2 separate regions of the Mus musculus genome follow, and region 2 is linked to region 1. Evidence: chromatin loops called from intact Hi-C (ENCODE). Cell type or tissue: gastrocnemius. All regions are shown on one strand.

The links. Hi-C counts contacts between places; a loop is a spot of excess contacts. Peaks named below come from ENCODE experiments on the same cell type or tissue, not always from the same donor. Only the 100,000 strongest peaks of a DNase experiment are listed, where the experiment ranks them.
Region 2: it touches region 1 in a loop (11-fold over the local background); 24 of 42 quality-filtered maps call a loop at or near these places.

Annotation. Positions count from the first base shown.
Region 1 is chr17:33,955,622-33,963,621 of GRCm38, forward strand. It overlaps Rps18 (ribosomal protein S18), which reads right to left and starts at 44. Exons shown (of 5, transcript NM_011296.3): 1 at 1-44. Vps52 (VPS52 GARP complex subunit) reads left to right here and starts at 179. Exons shown (of 20, transcript NM_172620.4): 1 at 179-561; 2 at 1,309-1,393; 3 at 2,228-2,280; 4 at 2,396-2,471; 5 at 2,669-2,736; 6 at 2,980-3,155; 7 at 3,604-3,754; 8 at 4,374-4,474; 9 at 4,566-4,698; 10 at 4,826-4,883; 11 at 5,490-5,623; 12 at 5,992-6,147; 13 at 6,446-6,564; 14 at 6,802-6,925; 3 more. The coding sequence starts at 472. It overlaps Gm23111 (a small nuclear RNA gene), which reads left to right and starts at 4,042; the gene lies at 4,042-4,151. In gastrocnemius, no CTCF peak of the experiment used is centred here; DNase peaks (open chromatin) are centred at 96, 467 and 3,728; H3K4me3 peaks cover 1,491 bases; H3K27ac peaks cover 1,149 bases.
Region 2 is chr17:35,275,112-35,283,111 of GRCm38, forward strand. It overlaps the pseudogene Gm18733. Among named protein-coding and RNA genes, the nearest start is that of H2-D1, 16 kb to the left of the region's middle. In gastrocnemius, a CTCF peak has its summit at 4,530 (motif pointing left); no DNase peak of the experiment used is centred here.

The DNA of each region.
Region 1 (8,000 bases):
GCGGCGGCACAGACGGCGGCGTGTAGGCCTCCTGTGGAAGAGAGAGCGGAAGTGACGTATAAGTCTTATATAGATTCCTGGCGGAAGAGGCGGGGCTATCCCCGGAGGTCCACTTCCGGAAATTGCTTCTCTCCCCGTCTCCCCCTAAGGGAGGAGTTGTATTGAGACAGTTTTGGAAGGGACCGGAGCTATAACTTCCGGTTCGGCCTTCTCTGTCGTCGTACCGTTCTTGTGTGGGCGCGGAGCGAAGGTTCCGGAACAGAGTTGTGTTCGAGACGTTCACCTTCCTGTTTGCACTTGACCGAAATGATCAAAGCCTAACCGGAGAGGCTGGAGCCGATCGCCTTAGCTCAAATATCTGGGACCCTTTTTTGCTCCATAGAAGACATTCCAGGACTTGTAGCTTTGCTTCGGGAAACGGACTTTCTGAGACTGACAGCTGCCGGAAGTCGGAAGTGAAGCTGCGGGGGAATGGCAGCCGCAGCGACCATGGCGGCCGCTGCCCGGGAGCTGGTGTTGCGGGCTGGGGCCTCAGATGTAGAGGAGGAGGAGGGCCCGCTGGTGAGAGCACGGGGCTGTAGGTCCTCCGGAGTATCGTCAGGTTGTCCCTCTCCTCAGGCGTAGGCTCCATTTAGACAAGAGGTTCGGAGCCGTCTTGCCACGGGTGATGGTGACCTAGCCTTCGTAGGGACCAAAGTGGCTGAAACCCAAGCCCCAGGGACAGTGTCAGCTTCCTGTTCACGATTTTTAGTAGAAAAAAATTTTAGTGTTTAGCGTAAAAGGTTAAGAACGTGGCCTCTGGAACCAATTTGCCCGGGGTCCCACCTCCAGCCCCACCGCTTGAAAGCTATGCTGTGTTTTCGGTGCCAAAACTTCCCACACCTTTACAGTGCAAACGCTGTTAGGACATACCTTATAGGTGGTCGTTAGGATTAGCCGAATGAGCATGTTAAATGGTGTACCAGACACAGGGGTAAACACTATGTAAGCTGGCGATTTTAGCCTCTGGAATTCCCTCAGGGATCACCTGGAATAGCTGGAAACTGAGGTCCTAAATTCAAAGGCAAGTTTGACTAGTCCTAGTTTTTTCTCATTTGAACAACTCCAGCAACTCCATGAATTGCCTGATATTCTCAGTAGCCCAAGATTGTAGATTTGAACGCATCAGAATCTTTGACCCACTTACTCCGGCACCCCCCACCCCCCAAAGCACCCCCCACCTCACTTGGAGGATTAAGGATACCCGATTATGTTTTGTTTCCAACATCTCTTTCTGTATCCCACATTCATTAACCTGTCCCTCTTCAGGGGGGGGGTTCTGGACTCCAAGAACCCCTACAACTTGGAGAGTTGGACATCACCTCTGATGAATTCATCTTGGATGAAGTGGATGGTAAGTGCTGACATGGGGTGGGAGCAAAGTAGACCCCTTTATTCTTTAGAAATATATTACATGACCCCAGTAGATTACCCTCTATGGTTTCTTTCTTTTGTATGTGTGTGTGTTTTTATTTTTAATTTATTTTTATTTTTTTGGTTTTTTTTCGAGACAGGGTTTCTCTGTAGCTTTGGCTGTCCTGGAACTCACTCTGTAGACCAGGCTGGCCTCGGACTCAGAAATCCGCCTGCCTCTGCCTCCCAAGTGCTGGGATTAAAGGCGTGCACCACCACCCCCCGGCTGGCTTTTTTCTTAATGTACAGATAAAGTTTAATCCATGAGTTGAGAAGGCTTAACTTCTAATTTAGGAATAGTAAGAAATGAACAGTACGAGTCGAATAGTCACAGCAATACACTATAATAAAATCGCAGCATCACTTTTTCCCCTTTGGGACTATTGTTGAGTAAGAATACAGCCTGGTTGAACATACATACGCAGACAGCTAAGACTGAGTGACTGGGAGGCAGGCACAGCACACACCATAGATTAACGGAGCAAAGATGTTTCAGATCCAAGCCCAGGCGAGAGGTTCTCTAGCTTCTCAGAATGCCACACATTTTAGATCTTACAAGCCACACTTTGGAAATCCCCTTTTAATATTTTCCATCTGTGGTCGAGTAGACCATGAGGAGCAGAAACAGCAGGAAGTCCCACCGGGCAAAGCAGCTGTGCCTATAACTGGAGAGGGTGGGGGCTGGGAGGGAAGGGGAGATTGGTGTGGTGTGCGTGTGCCCAGTGTGGGCAGAGGGAGGTCTGGCAGGGGACACTAAATATAAGCTTGTTTCCAGTTCACATCCAGGCAAACCTGGAGGATGAGTTAGTGAAGGAAGCTCTCAAAACGGTGAGGCTCTCCACTGGGTTGATCTCCCCACCCTCCCTTCCTTTTGGGGTCCCCTCAGCTTAGTGGCTCCCCTCTAGCCAGTCACGGAGTCTGTACTGGTTGTCCTTCCCCCCAGGGTGTGGATCTTCGACACTATTCAAAGCAGGTGGAGCTGGAGCTGCAGCAGATTGAGCAGAAGTCAATCCGGGACTGTATCCTCCAGCCTCACAGGCACAGGGCCAAGATGGCTGCTATTGGCATGGGCTCTTGGGGGCCTGTGATGCAGGTAGCCCTCAAGGGGATGTCTTCTCTCTCAGGCTTCTGTCACTTTGGGGAGGACCTGGGGGCAGGTACTGCAGATCGGCAGAGCTCTGTGTTCAGTGTGAAGCCCTTGACTTTTGTGGGTCAGATATCCAAGAGAGTGAAAACATAGCGTCTCTGCACAATCAGATCACGGCCTGTGACGCCGTCCTGGAGGTGGGTGGCCCTCACCTGTTGCCCCAAATCTGACTTAATTGCCTCTTCCTCCTCTTCCTCCTCCTCCTCCTCCTCTCCTTCTTCTTCTATCAGTATTTTTTGTCCCCCTTGGACAAGTGATGATCTCCCATCCTCCTGGGTTGCTGGGTACCAGGGATTTGCACAGAGACTTGGTTGACACACCTGTCCTTGTTCCCCGACAACCCGGAGTCATGCCCACAATGTTTCCTGCCCTCCCCACAGCGCATGGAACAGATGCTGGGAGCTTTTCAGAGCGATCTCAGCTCCATCAGCTCTGAGATCCGAACCCTGCAGGAGCAGTCGGGGGCCATGAACATCCGACTTCGTAACCGACAGGCAGTTCGGGGGAAACTTGGGGAACTTGTGGATGGGCTGGTGGTGCCCTCTGCTCTGGTCACGTGAGTCACTGGTTTGAAAGGTAGTAATGTCCAAAGCAGGTGGTTGGGCTGGGTTACCTAAACAATTTACAACATAGGTCTCTAGGCTGGGGTTGTCAGGTACCATCTAGAAACCAGGTGTGCCGGCTCATGCCCGTAATTATATGCTTGGGAGGCTGAGACAGGAGGATTGCTGCAAGTAGACTAGCCTGGGCTATAGAGTGAGATCTTGTAATGGATGGATTAAGAACTTCGAACCCTGCTTTACCCTCCATAGGATAGGACACAGGTTAAGAGTGCTCCAAGGCTACATGAGGAAGTGTGGCTCAGGAGATGAAAACTTTGTACATATTATCTTGAAGGCATGAGACCACAGAGAAAGGCAGAAATGACATGTGAGGTGTGAGGGGGCTCTCTCAGGGCTGTGGGGTACCCCGTCTAACCACACCCATTCTCCCGTGCTCCTCAGAGCAATTCTGGAAGCTCCAGTGACCGAGCCCAGGTTCCTGGAGCAGCTACAGGAGCTGGATGCCAAGGCAGCCGCGGTGAGAGAGCAGGAGGCTATGGGCACCGCTGCCTGTGCTGACGTCAGAGGCGTGCTGGACCGGCTCCGGGTCAAGGTGGGGAGTGGTCTGCTCAGAATCAGCTTTCCAGGAGCTTCACACTGCTTCCCGCTGTGCAGAGCGTGGTTGGCCCTCCAGATCCCCTGAAAATCTAAAGAAGGTTGAGATGTGGCTCAGTTGGCAGAGCGGTTGCTTAGCATGCATGCAGCCCCAGGTTCCATCCCCAGTGCCATATACATTGGCATGATGGCACAAGTCTGTTGTCCTAGCACTTGGGAGGTGAAAGGAGAAACGAGAGTTTGGGGCCAGTACAGATACATGAGACCCTGCCTCAAAACCAAGCAGTGTTCACCTTGGCAGCATAGACACTAAAATTAGAACAATACAGAGAAGATTAGCATGGTCCCTGTGCAAGTAAGAATCATATTTACAAAATGAAACAACCCAGAAAAATAAGGCCGGGTGTGGTGGTGCAGGATTTTAACCCCAGCACTCAGGAGGCAGAGGCAGGCAGACCTCTGTGAGTCCCAGGCCAGCAAGGGCTGCACAGAGAGACCCTGTTTCCATAACCAGAACACAACCGAAGTATTTGTTCCCTTTGCTTTATCTTCACCCCATTCCTGCCGTACAGTGAAAGCCCACCCCGCCTCATGGCCCGTCTGTTCCCCACGCCTAGGCAGTGACGAAGATCCGGGAGTTTATTCTCCAGAAGATCTACTCCTTCAGAAAGCCCATGACCAACTACCAGATCCCCCAGGCGGCCCTGCTGAAGTACAGGTGGGTGCGGGGTGGGCGCGGGGTGGCCTGTGCCCTCTCAACACTGCAGCGTGGGCATCCAGGGAGTCTGACTTGCCCTGGTCCTTCCAAGGTTTTTCTATCAGTTCCTGCTGGGTAATGAGCGTGCTACAGCCAAGGAGATCAGGGATGAGTACGTAGAGACGCTGAGCAAGATCTACCTGTCCTACTACCGATCCTATGTGGGGCGGCTCATGAAAGTGCAGGTGAGCAAGGCTGGAGACATGGAGGAGGATGGGGAGGAGGAGGAGGGGAAGGGGGAGGAGGGGGAGGGATGAAGTCCTCACCTGCTGCTGGTGGAGAGTGATGGTTCAGCTCTGTTATTTTCTCTAGTACGAGGAAGTTGCTGAGAAAGACGACCTAATGGGTGTTGAAGACACAGCAAAGAAAGATATCCTGGAGAGGAGAGCCCCATGAGCTGGGCTCATGGCTGGGACCATGGCGGGGACATCTGGCTCCAGCCTGCAGGCTGTGTTTCGTTTCGTTTCGTTGCTTTGCTTTGCTTTTCTTCCTTTCTTTATTTCTTTTCTTTTCTTTTTTTAAGAAGATTTATTTGCTTTATGTATGTGAGTACACTGTAGCTGTCTTCAGACACAGCAGAAGAGGCCATTAGATCCCATTACAGATGGTTGTGAGCCATCATGTGGTTGCTGGGAATTGAACTCAGGACCTCTGGAAGAGCAGTCAGTGCTCTTAATCCCTGAGCCATCTCTCCAGCCCGGGGCTGTGTTTCTTACCCATTCTGTGGTTCTCAACCTTTGAGGACATGAAATCGAGAGCTTTTTCTCTAAGAAGCACTCGCCGCTCTGACAGATTTTCACATTTATTTCTGAGGGTTTGTAAAACCTTGACAGCCATTAAGGGTGTCAGGCCAAGCAAGGCTCAGGTTCTGGAAAGGGCTATCCGGGCCATATTTAGTTTCCTGGGACTCGGGTCTTGGCTTGTTGGGCCTGGTGCAGTTGGTCTCATTGGTTTCCCTGACTCCAAAGCTGTTCACGCTTCTTCTCGAAGCCGTCCCTCCGAAGCAGGAACACCATCTTTACCCTTGGCACTCGTGGTACTGTCATCTCACCGGCCGAGCTGGAGGCCCCCATCCTAGTGCCCCATACTGCCCAACGTGGAGAGCAGAGGGTATGGTGAGGCAACCCCTCCATGGCCAGGATCAGTTCCCTGAGTGTTAGTTTGGTGTGTGGGGGGGGGCCGGTGTCCCTGGCCTGCTGTGATGCGGGAAGTTAGGAGCCATGGACTCAGAGGCGGGCAGAGGGAGACTGGCTGGGGCGTGACTGTTGGGAGGCAACAGTTGAAGTGAATGTGGGGGTAGAAGTCAGTGGGGAGGGCTTTTCTTGTGACCTGTGCCCCATCTTCAGTGCCTGTTCAGGGTGCTCCTCCCTGCCTGGAGGAGGGTGTGTGATCTTGTGAGCTCTGATTACTAAGCTGTGCTGAGTCTCCACATCCACGGGTTAGTGAGAGACCCATCGTGTCTCTCTCTGTCTCGGTAGTATCCATTCGAAGCGCTCTTCCGCAGCCAGCACTATGCCCTCCTCGACAATTCTTGCCGTGAATATCTTTTCATCTGTGAATTTTTCATCGTGTCTGGCCCGGCTGCACATGACCTGTTCCACGCCGTCATGGGCCGCACGCTCTCCATGACGCTGGTGAGCTCCCAAATTCTGAGCCTGTCCACAGGCAGACAGCAACTCCTGAGGAATGAGTGTTCTCTAAGCCTTGGCCCTGGAGCCCCCATCCCAAGCTCAGCCCCAGCTTCTGCTCAGCCCCAGCTTCTGCTGTGGGGAACTTACATAAGTGTGGCTGTGAGCAGGTCAGGCCGCTTGTGGTACCTGTGGACAGGGAAGAAGCTGGTCTCCCTGGTCTGTGCCTTGTCCCCAAAGAAATGTACATCTGTCTGCCTACAGCCACTCGAACAACAAGCTAACATTCATTTGTCTGCCACAGAAACACCTGGAGTCCTACCTGGCTGACTGCTACGATGCCATTGCTGTTTTTCTCTGTATCCACATTGTTCTCCGGTTCCGCAACATTGCAGCGAAGAGGGACGTCCCTGCCCTGGACAGGTCACTGAGCTCTGGTCCTTGGTGTCTGGATGTGGTCAGCTTCTTATGTTACGAAAACAGTTCCATCCTGACTCTGGGCCCTCACCTGATGCCCTTCACCCTTATTCCCATTCATGTGTCCCAGGGGCAGCATTGGCATCAGGCACACCCACTCACTGTCACCCTGAAGCGTGCTGTACTCCCCTGGGCAGACTGCACCCCCAGCCAGCTGACCTTTGATTCTGATTAAGCCTGCAGGTACTGGGAGCAGGTGCTTGCCTTGCTGTGGCCTCGGTTTGAGCTGATCCTGGAGATGAATGTCCAGAGTGTCCGCAGCACTGACCCCCAGCGCCTTGGGGGACTGGACACTCGGCCCCACTATGTAAGGGCGAGCAAGGTTAATAAGGGGGTCTGTGGTCACACTGAGTGGTGGGTGGGTACTGCCGAAGGAGTCAACTTAGGCAGACAACATCTGTTCTGACTGGTGACAGAACTTGCAGGGGTATCTGAGGGTTGTATCTCCCAGTCAGGCAGGTGTGAGCCTTCCCTTCTTGCTCCCAGATCACACGCCGCTATGCTGAGTTCTCCTCTGCACTTGTCAGCATCAACCAGACGATCCCCAATGAACGCACGCTGCAGCTCCTGGGACAGCTCCAGGTATAGCTAGGCAGGACATATTTGCCAGCAGAGGGACGGGACCTGTGTCCTTGCTTTCTAACCTGCTGCTTTCATTTGGCTTGTGCAGGTGGAGGTGGAGAATTTTGTCCTCCGAGTGGCTGCAGAGTTCTCCTCCAGGAAGGAGCAGCTTGTGTTTCTGATCAACAACTATGACATGATGCTCGGGGTGCTGATGGTAATGCTGCTCCTCCCACGGGGGTCCCTACAGCTTGTGAGCTCTGCCTGAGCTCAGCGCTTTACCCCTGGATGCTGGCAGTGTCCACATCATGGAAAGAAGGGGAAGTGATGGCAACAGTGAAGGTTCCCAAGCTCCTGACTCCTCTTGTCTTCCTTAGGAGCGGGCTGCTGATGACAGCAAAGAGGTGGAAAGTTTCCAGCAGCTGCTCAATGCTCGGACACAGGTAGGGCCTGGGTGCAGCAGGAAGACTGCGATGCTGTTGGACTGACCTCTGTGTGCAGTCATGAGTACAACCCACTGCCTTGTTGCTAGTCTATTTCATTTAACTTTTTCAAGGTACTAATAGTTTAGAAGCAACATAGAACTATACCTATTTATGTATGCATGTGTGTGTACTATAGCTACATGTATGTATGCATGTGTGTGCATGTACTATAGCCCTGTGTGTATGTGTGTGTGTGTGCACTATAGCCCTGTGTGTATGTGTGTGCATGCACTATAGCCCTGTGTGTATGTGTGTGTGCACTATAGCCTTTTGTGTATGTGTGTGCATCCACTATAGCCCTGTGTGTATGTGTGCGCACTATAGCCCTGTATATGT
Region 2 (8,000 bases), 1.3 Mb after region 1:
CACTAAGAAACGGGTATCCCCTGCACAGTCCGCCACAGCAGAGCATTAGTTGTTTTTCCTTTTGTGGTTGCTGTTGCCCAGAATTTACCCCAGGGCTTCCTGCCTGTTGACCGTGTCCTCAATGAACTACACACCGGCTGAGTTTGATGTGACCACCCTAAGAAAGGGTCCTGGGTTTCTCTGGGAATGCCTTCAATCCCAGCCCTCGGGAGGGCGGATCTCTGCATTCTTTAACCACATAGCAAGTTCCAGAACACCCGGGGCTATAAGGTAAAACCAGAAGACTGGGATCCCCAGGTCTGACACCTGGAAGCGGGTGGTGGAGTAGGTGGGAAAGTTGTAACAAGTGAGAAAGGAGCATGGATGCCCGGGGCGGGATCTGGGTGGACTTAGGCTCTCCAGCCAAGGCCCTGGGAAGTGAAAGTGGTAAAGGAAATAACCTCAAATTACTCTTTTTTCCCTTGATAGTGTCTTTCACCTGGAATTTCCCGCACGCTGTAGATGGGACCTAGGGACGACTTCCTGCCACTGAGCTGTGTCCCAGCCTTTACTTTTAAGATGTGGTCCAGGCTGGCCTTGAACTTGCTCTGTAACTGAGCAGGCTTTCCATCCAGTGCCTCGGGCCCCTATTTAGCCAGGATTACAGGTCTGCAAACCAGCCTAGCTTTTGTTTAAGACTTGGTCGAGGTTGCCAGGCTGTGAGAGCACACACCTTTAGTCCCAGCAATTGGGAGGCAGAGGCAGAGGCAGGTGGGTCTCTAAGTTTGAGACCAGCCTGGTAAACAGAGTCAGTTGCAGGACAACCAGGGGTACACAGAGAAGCCCTGCCTCAAAAATCAAACAACTTGTTCCTTCTTTCTAGAACCTGTGGGTCATGACCCCTTTGGGGGTCAAACAACCCTTTCACAGGGGTTGCTTAAGCCCATCAGAAAACACAGGTATTACTATTCCTAACAGTAGCAAAATTAGAGTTATGAAGTAATGAAAATAACTTTATGGTTGGGGTCACTACGAGGAACTGTATTAACGGGTCACAGTATTAGGAAGGTTGAGAACCACTGCTCTGGAGTCTGCAAACCCCGTACAGAGGTGGGGCAGAGGGCAGCGGGAAGGGACTGGGTCACATGAAAATGACAGGGTGTGTTTTGGAGCCAGGTCCACCCCTGCCTCAATGCATGTCTGCAGGTGTTACAGGCCCTCCACCCTCAAAGGAGCTGTGACAGCCACTTAGAGGCTGACACAGACAACCTCAGAGGCTGTGTGGATTTTTCCCATGATAGCCCTCAGGACAACACCCAAAGCTACCACGTTCCCAGGCTTTGCAGCAGATGTCACCCTCCTGGAGAGCTACTGTCCCCTCCTGAGCAACTATGCCACCCCCGGGCCAGAAAGAGCAACAGAACTCTATGGGGAGCGGGTGCGGCCGGCCGCAGACCCTGTGAAACCCACTCATTTACTGCCTTGCCCGAGCATGCGCAGTGAGGCTGCATGCGTGGGCTGCCTGACAGGCTGGACAGTTCCTCCTGATCCAGACCCGTCAGCCTATCTGTGAATGACCTAAGCTCCTGCCTGGAGCAGGTGTGAATTCTGACTGGATGAGGTGGGGTGGAGCTAGAAGGGGAGGAGTCGCGAGTAGTGAGGTGAGTTGTTTTTTATCCCTTGCCCTAGGTAGAAGCCAGTAGTAGAGTAGTGAGGAGTTTTAGCCCTTGCCGTGAGTAGAAGTAGAGTAAGAGAAGTAGAATAGGAGTAGTTTAGCCCCTGCCCTAAGAAGAAGCTGCTGGGGAAGGGAGCTGTAAAAGAAAAACCCCGAAGTAAAGTTGCTGCATGAACCCAACTTGGTGTCTGTGTTGTTCCTGTCTCGCCACCGGCTCGGAGGACCGGGACAAATGGTGGCCCATACGCCGTGAAAACAGCAGTAGGGAAATTTTGGCAAACAGAGGTAAGGAAACCTTAGTAAACAGCGGTAAGAAATTTTAGTAAACAGCTGTAAGGAAATTTTGGTAAGCAATGGTATTTAAAGAAAGCACAGGCCTGTAAGGTTGCCTGGAAAAAAGGGACTAAGCATTAAAGTTCTCAGTTAGAGACTATTAGGTTCCCGGTAAGTGGGAAGATTCAAGTTCTCGGTTAGAGACCATTAGACCATTAGGTTTCTGGATTAGGGACTATTAAGGTTCTCAGGTATAGAGACGAAGGTAAGGTTCCCGAGAAAAAAGGGACGAAGCATTAAGATTCTCAGGAATAGAGACGAAGGGAATTTCAGCAACATGGGTTCAATTGCGACTAAAATGACAATGAAAATGTTAGTCATCTGGATCTTGGTCAGGGCGTGCTTGAGGGACACCAATGGAAAGTACAATAAGGAGATTGCTTTTCAGGCTAGCCGCCGAAAGTCTAAACAGCTTAGACAACAAACCAAAGATAAGAAAGAGAAGAAGGAATCTAGCTCTGAAGGGTCTATTAGTGACAGCAACAAGACTGATAGTGAAAGCTGTCGTCGGATGTTCTGCTGGAGGTTGAGGCGCGGTAGGCCGCCCAAACCATCAGCCACTCTGTTGCCTTCTCCTCCCCTCCATAAAGATGAGGGAGACAAAAAGGGAAAGCATAGTATGGGTGATATTTTTTATTTGTGGATCCTCTAATGTGGAAGTGGAAGAGGTATTTGGGACCCTAACTAAATGCCTCTTGGAGAAGTGGAATTTGGTGATAGCCCCAGAAAAAGTTCAGAAGACAGACATACAACACTATTTAGGTACTAAAGTGAGAGATGCTGTTGTCGAGCCACTAAAGCTGGAACTAAGGATGGATAAAATGCATACCTTGAATGATTTTAAGAAATTGTTAGGAGATATCATTTGGATTCCGCCCTATTGTAATCTTCCCAATGCAGAGTTATGCCCATTATTTGATATTTTAAAAGGAGATTCCAATTTACAATCTCCTCACCAATTAACACCCTTAGCCAGAGCTTGACTCATATGTCAGGAATGTGTATAACCTCTGTTCAGTTGTTTTCGTAACATAAAAAGCTGACCACATCCGGACACCAAGGACCAGAGCTCAGTGACCTGTCCAGGTCAGGGACGTCCCTCTTCGCTGCAATGTTGCGGAACCGGAGAACAATGTGGATACAGAGAAAAACAGCAATGGCGTCGTAGCAGTCAGCCAGGTAGGACTCCAGGTGTTTCTGTGGCAGACAAATGAATGTTAGCTTGTTGTTTGAGTGGCTGTAGGCAGACAGATGTAATGTCTTTGGGGACAAGGCACTGGGCAGGGAGACCAGCTTCTTCCCTGTCCACAGGCACCTCAAGTGGCCTGACCTGCTCACTAGCCACACTTATGTAAGTTCCCCACAGCAGAAGCTGGGGCTGAGCTTGGGATGGGAGCTCCAGGGCCAAGGCTTAGAGAACACTCATTCCTCAGGAGTTGCTGTCTGCCTGTGCAAAGGCACAGAATTCGGAAGCTCACCTGTGTCATGGAGAACATCATGACACCGTGGAACAGGTTGTGTGCAGCCGGGCCAGACATCACGAAAAATTTACAGATAAAAAGATATTCAGGCAAGATTTGTCGAGGAGGGCATAATGCTGGCTGCAGAAGAGCGCTTCAAACGGATACTACCAAGACAGAGAAAGACACGGATGGGTCTCACACTGACCCCGTGGATGTGGAGACTCAGCACAGCTTAGTAATCAGAGCTCACAAGACCACACACCCAACCTCCAGGCAGGGAGGAGCACCCTGAACAGGCACTGAAGATGGGGCACAGGTCACAAGAGAAGCCCTCCACACTGATTGCCGCCCCCACATACATTTCAACTGTCTTCTCCTGACAGTCACACCCCAGCCAGTCTCCCTCTGTCTGCCTCTAAGTCCATGGCTCCTAACCTTCCACATCACAGCAGGCCAGGGACACCCACCCCTCACACATATCAAACTAACTAACACTCAGGAACTGATCCCTGGCCATGGAGGGGTTGCCTCACCATACCCTCTGCTCTCCACGCTGGGCAGTATGGGACACCAGGATCGGGGCATCCAGCTCGGCCGGTGAGATGACAGCACCACGGTTGCCCAGGGTAAAGATGGTGTTCCTGCTTCAGAGGGACGGCTTAGGGTAGAAGTGTGAACAGCACTGGAGTGGGGGAAACCAATGAGACCGACCACACCAGGCCCAACAAGCCAAGGGCTGTGGATCCCAGGAAGCTAAACATGGCCCGGACAGCCCGTTCAGAACCTGAGCCTTGCTTGGCCTGACACCCTTAATGGCCTTCAAGGTTTTACAAACCCTTTGAAACAAATGTGAAAAACCGTCAGAGTGGCTTGTGCTTCTTGGTGAGGAAGCTCTCGCTTTCACGTTCTCAAAGGTTGAGAACCACAGAATGGGTAAGAAACACAGCCCTGGGCTTGAAAGATGGCTCAGCGTTTAAAAGCACTGACTGCTCTTCCAGAGGTCCTGAGTTCAAGTCCCAGGAACCACATGGTGGCTCAACCCATGTGTAATGGAATCTGATGCCCTCTTCTGGTGTGTCTGAAGACTGCAACAGTGTACTCATATAAATAAAATATTTTTTAAAAAATATTTTTGAAAAATCTGAATGTGAACTTCATTTTCCCATCCTGACCTGAGGGTTGATTGACAGGTAAATTAAAGGACTGAGAGTACTTAGACTTTGTGGAGGACATAACTGGCAGATGGAGAACCTTCCAGAATCTGTGTCACTGTACTGTGTGTATCTGGTGGGACAGGATGAGGCTGTGGGAGCTGAATGTGAACAGGGTTGTGCCCAGGTGAGCTCAGTCAGTTATTATCTTTGATATGGTCACCCTCAGCTCTGTCACCTCCAGGCTCTGCTCTCATCACTGTGAAGCACATGCCGAGAGTCTGTGATGAAAGGGACATCACAGGAAGCTGATGGCCAGAGCCTTGTCATGTCCACAGGATTATGAGCAGCCCAGGCTTCCGTCTTGACTGTGGCTCTTTACTTTGTCTTCTGTGTTTATTTCTTGCATCTTTAGTTCATATGGAGGACTGAGACTATTCTTTTCCTGTGAGTGCTTCCTGTCTGGTTCTCCTCATGAATGCCCATGAGTTACAGCAGTAGGAGGTGTTTTCCCATTCTTGTCCCCACCAGACACAACAAGGGCCCTGCTCTCAGGACACTGTGGTCTGCACAGGTGAACTAAACTCTCCTGAGCTCCTGCCTCCTTCCAGTTGTCTCTGTGGAGTTCTCTGTAGCCTCCCTCAGCCCTGAAGCAGACTGATCCAGACTTTAACCTTGCTACCACTGTGAAGGAAATTACCTAAGGTGGAGCCTTCCGACCTAGATGGCTCTTTTGTTTTGCCACCTGCCACTGCTCTCTCCAAGACACTGCTACCAGCTGAGAAATACCTGAGACATTCCAGAGGAACATCCTATTCTGCAGGTCCCCTACAGGCTGGCTCCAAGACACCAAGAATGGACTGGCGGGGGATGGGCCTTCCCCTTTTATAAGTAGACTCTCTTAGTAAACGGAGGGTCTTGAGCAGAATCATGTCTTGGCTCCATTAATCTCTTGCTGTCTAAGTCTTTTTCAGCCCCAGCCTGCCTCCCTGGTGTACCCGGTTCAAGTAGGCCTCAGGCCGGCATACAACAGTTCTCCCCATCTTTCCCATCTTTCCCCAGCTAACCCTGAATTGCAGGATCCGCACAGAGGAGGGATCCACAGGCTCTCATCTCAGATCTGGTCCTGTTGGGTCTCTGCTGTGCCCATGGCCCCTGTCCTTCCCTGACTCTGAGGATCCTGGTGCTGCCTCCAGAGAAGATTCAAGGGTTGATGGAATGAGTCTACGTTAGATTTATGTTTATTGTAAAAGCTGGTCCAGGGGCTGGAGAGATGACCCAGGACAGAGACAAACTGAGCTGCCCTGTGACTTTTACCAGGAGGTTTCTCATTCCACAGTTTCAGTGACTTTGGCTAACTGTGATTTGACAGTCACAAGGCAAACATGGTAGAAATAAATGACACATATGCTGTACATGTTTTCTCCTTCTTTCCATGGGATGAAGATTCTGTCTCACCTGGTGTGAGACCTTTGCCTCCTCTGTCCAGTGTCTACAGTGTTCATGATGCACAGGGCTGGGGTGCTCAGGGGCAGACTCAGCTGTCAGATGCACAGATTCACTGTCCTAATGCCTCCATCTCTCATCCCCTCAGCTCAGCTCCTCTGTCATCTCTCACCAACACAGGGGTGAGCACAGGGCAGTGCAGAGGGAGAGGAACTAAATCACGTCTATTACATTTCCCGTTCTCAGAATTCTGCATGATAACTGTTATTTATTGCGTCCCACTCGACCGGCAAGAAAGACGCAACAAACCGGAATCTTCTGCGGCAAAAGCTTTATTGCTTACTTCTTCAGGAAGACCCCGAACCGGGAAAATGGCGCCGCTTATATAGCCCGCAGCATGACGTTTCAGCACCTGATATGGCGTGACAGCTCCTGATTCGTTGCTCGCCCATCACCCCACTATTACGCCCCAAGAATGGGAGTGACTAGGAGTGAGTTCACTCTCACACCTGCGTACAAGGCTTGTTTACTAGTTAGGCACAGCGGAGGCCAGCACCATCTTATAATGGCGATTGCTCGCGGCACGGCTCTCCACAGTTATTCATCTCTTACTACAGTTGATGTAGGAACCTTTTCATAAGAGTGTGTACACAGTAACACACAGAGTGCAGACAGGGTTACAACTGTGGAGGGTTCAGACACAGGCTCCCAGAGGATTCTTTTTTCCAGCAGAGAAGGGGACAACTGTATAGAAGCAGTGCATGGAAGCACACATTTGTTCATATGTGGACTCAAGATTTAAATATGTTAGATTGGAAGAGCTAGGGGACTGAAAGATCCCCGTGGGGAGTCCCTCCTCGGGGAGGTGCGCACCCAGTAGGGCACTGAGACCAAACTCGCTGTAACTACATGAGGATTTAATGGCACACAAACACACAAACAACAAAGGAGAGCTCAAGCCAGCATGCTGGGGTCAAAACTCATGCACCACGCAGGGGGCAGGGGAGTTCGACCCCGGCCCAACTTTTTACAGGCTTATAAAGGTAAAAACCACAAACCAAAAAAGGGGGGAGCCGAAAGAATTTGCGCGGTCACACATGATTGGCTTATTTAAATGTCGGCGGGGTGATTACAAATGAACAGGGTAATACGTGCCGGCTAAGGTGTAGGGAGGCACAAGGGCTTGGGACTTCTCGAGGTCAGCAGGACACCTGGTCAATGTATGATTTATGGGGGGCTATAGGGAGGCGCCGCCCGGGAGGTGCCATCCTGCCAGATGGCCATTTGGTCCGTCCTGATAGCCCTGGCTAGTTCCTGCATTCTCTTTTTTATCTTTTATGGCCGGACATTCTTAGCTACAGGGTGGGTTTAGCTGTGCCTGGCCCTGCCTGGGTCTATTCTTCAGCCCTGAATTTCTTGAACTTAGATATCACAATGCTATAAGACCCAAAATTATAAGTTTTTGCTCTTCAGGACCACTTGGGAAGGGGCAGCAGGAGAGGCAGGACAGGGAGATTAGAGAAGGTGAAATGACCAGAGGGCCATGATTTACATGTGTGTATGCGCCACCATCTAGCTGAGCATAGAGGTGTGTCCCTCTGACCCCAGAACTGCATAGGGGGATCCAGAATGTTAAGAGTTCAAACACAGCCTCAGCTACATAGTGAGTCTGAAGGCTGCCTGAGGTCATGAGACCCCATCCCAAACAAAGGGGCTACAGAGGATGCCTGAACCTAGAGCTGTGGGAGTTGGCATCCTTTGTCATGCTCTCTGTGTGGTTGGGAAGATGCCAGAGCACATGAAGACAGTGTGGGCAGAGAAAGAGCACCGAGCTGCTGATGCACACATCACCATCATGGCCTTAAGGTGCCACACACCTGCTTGTGTCCTTGGCCTTGATGCTGATCTCCCTGCTGCTGCTGCTGATAGGTGCTGGACACTTTGTTTGACTTC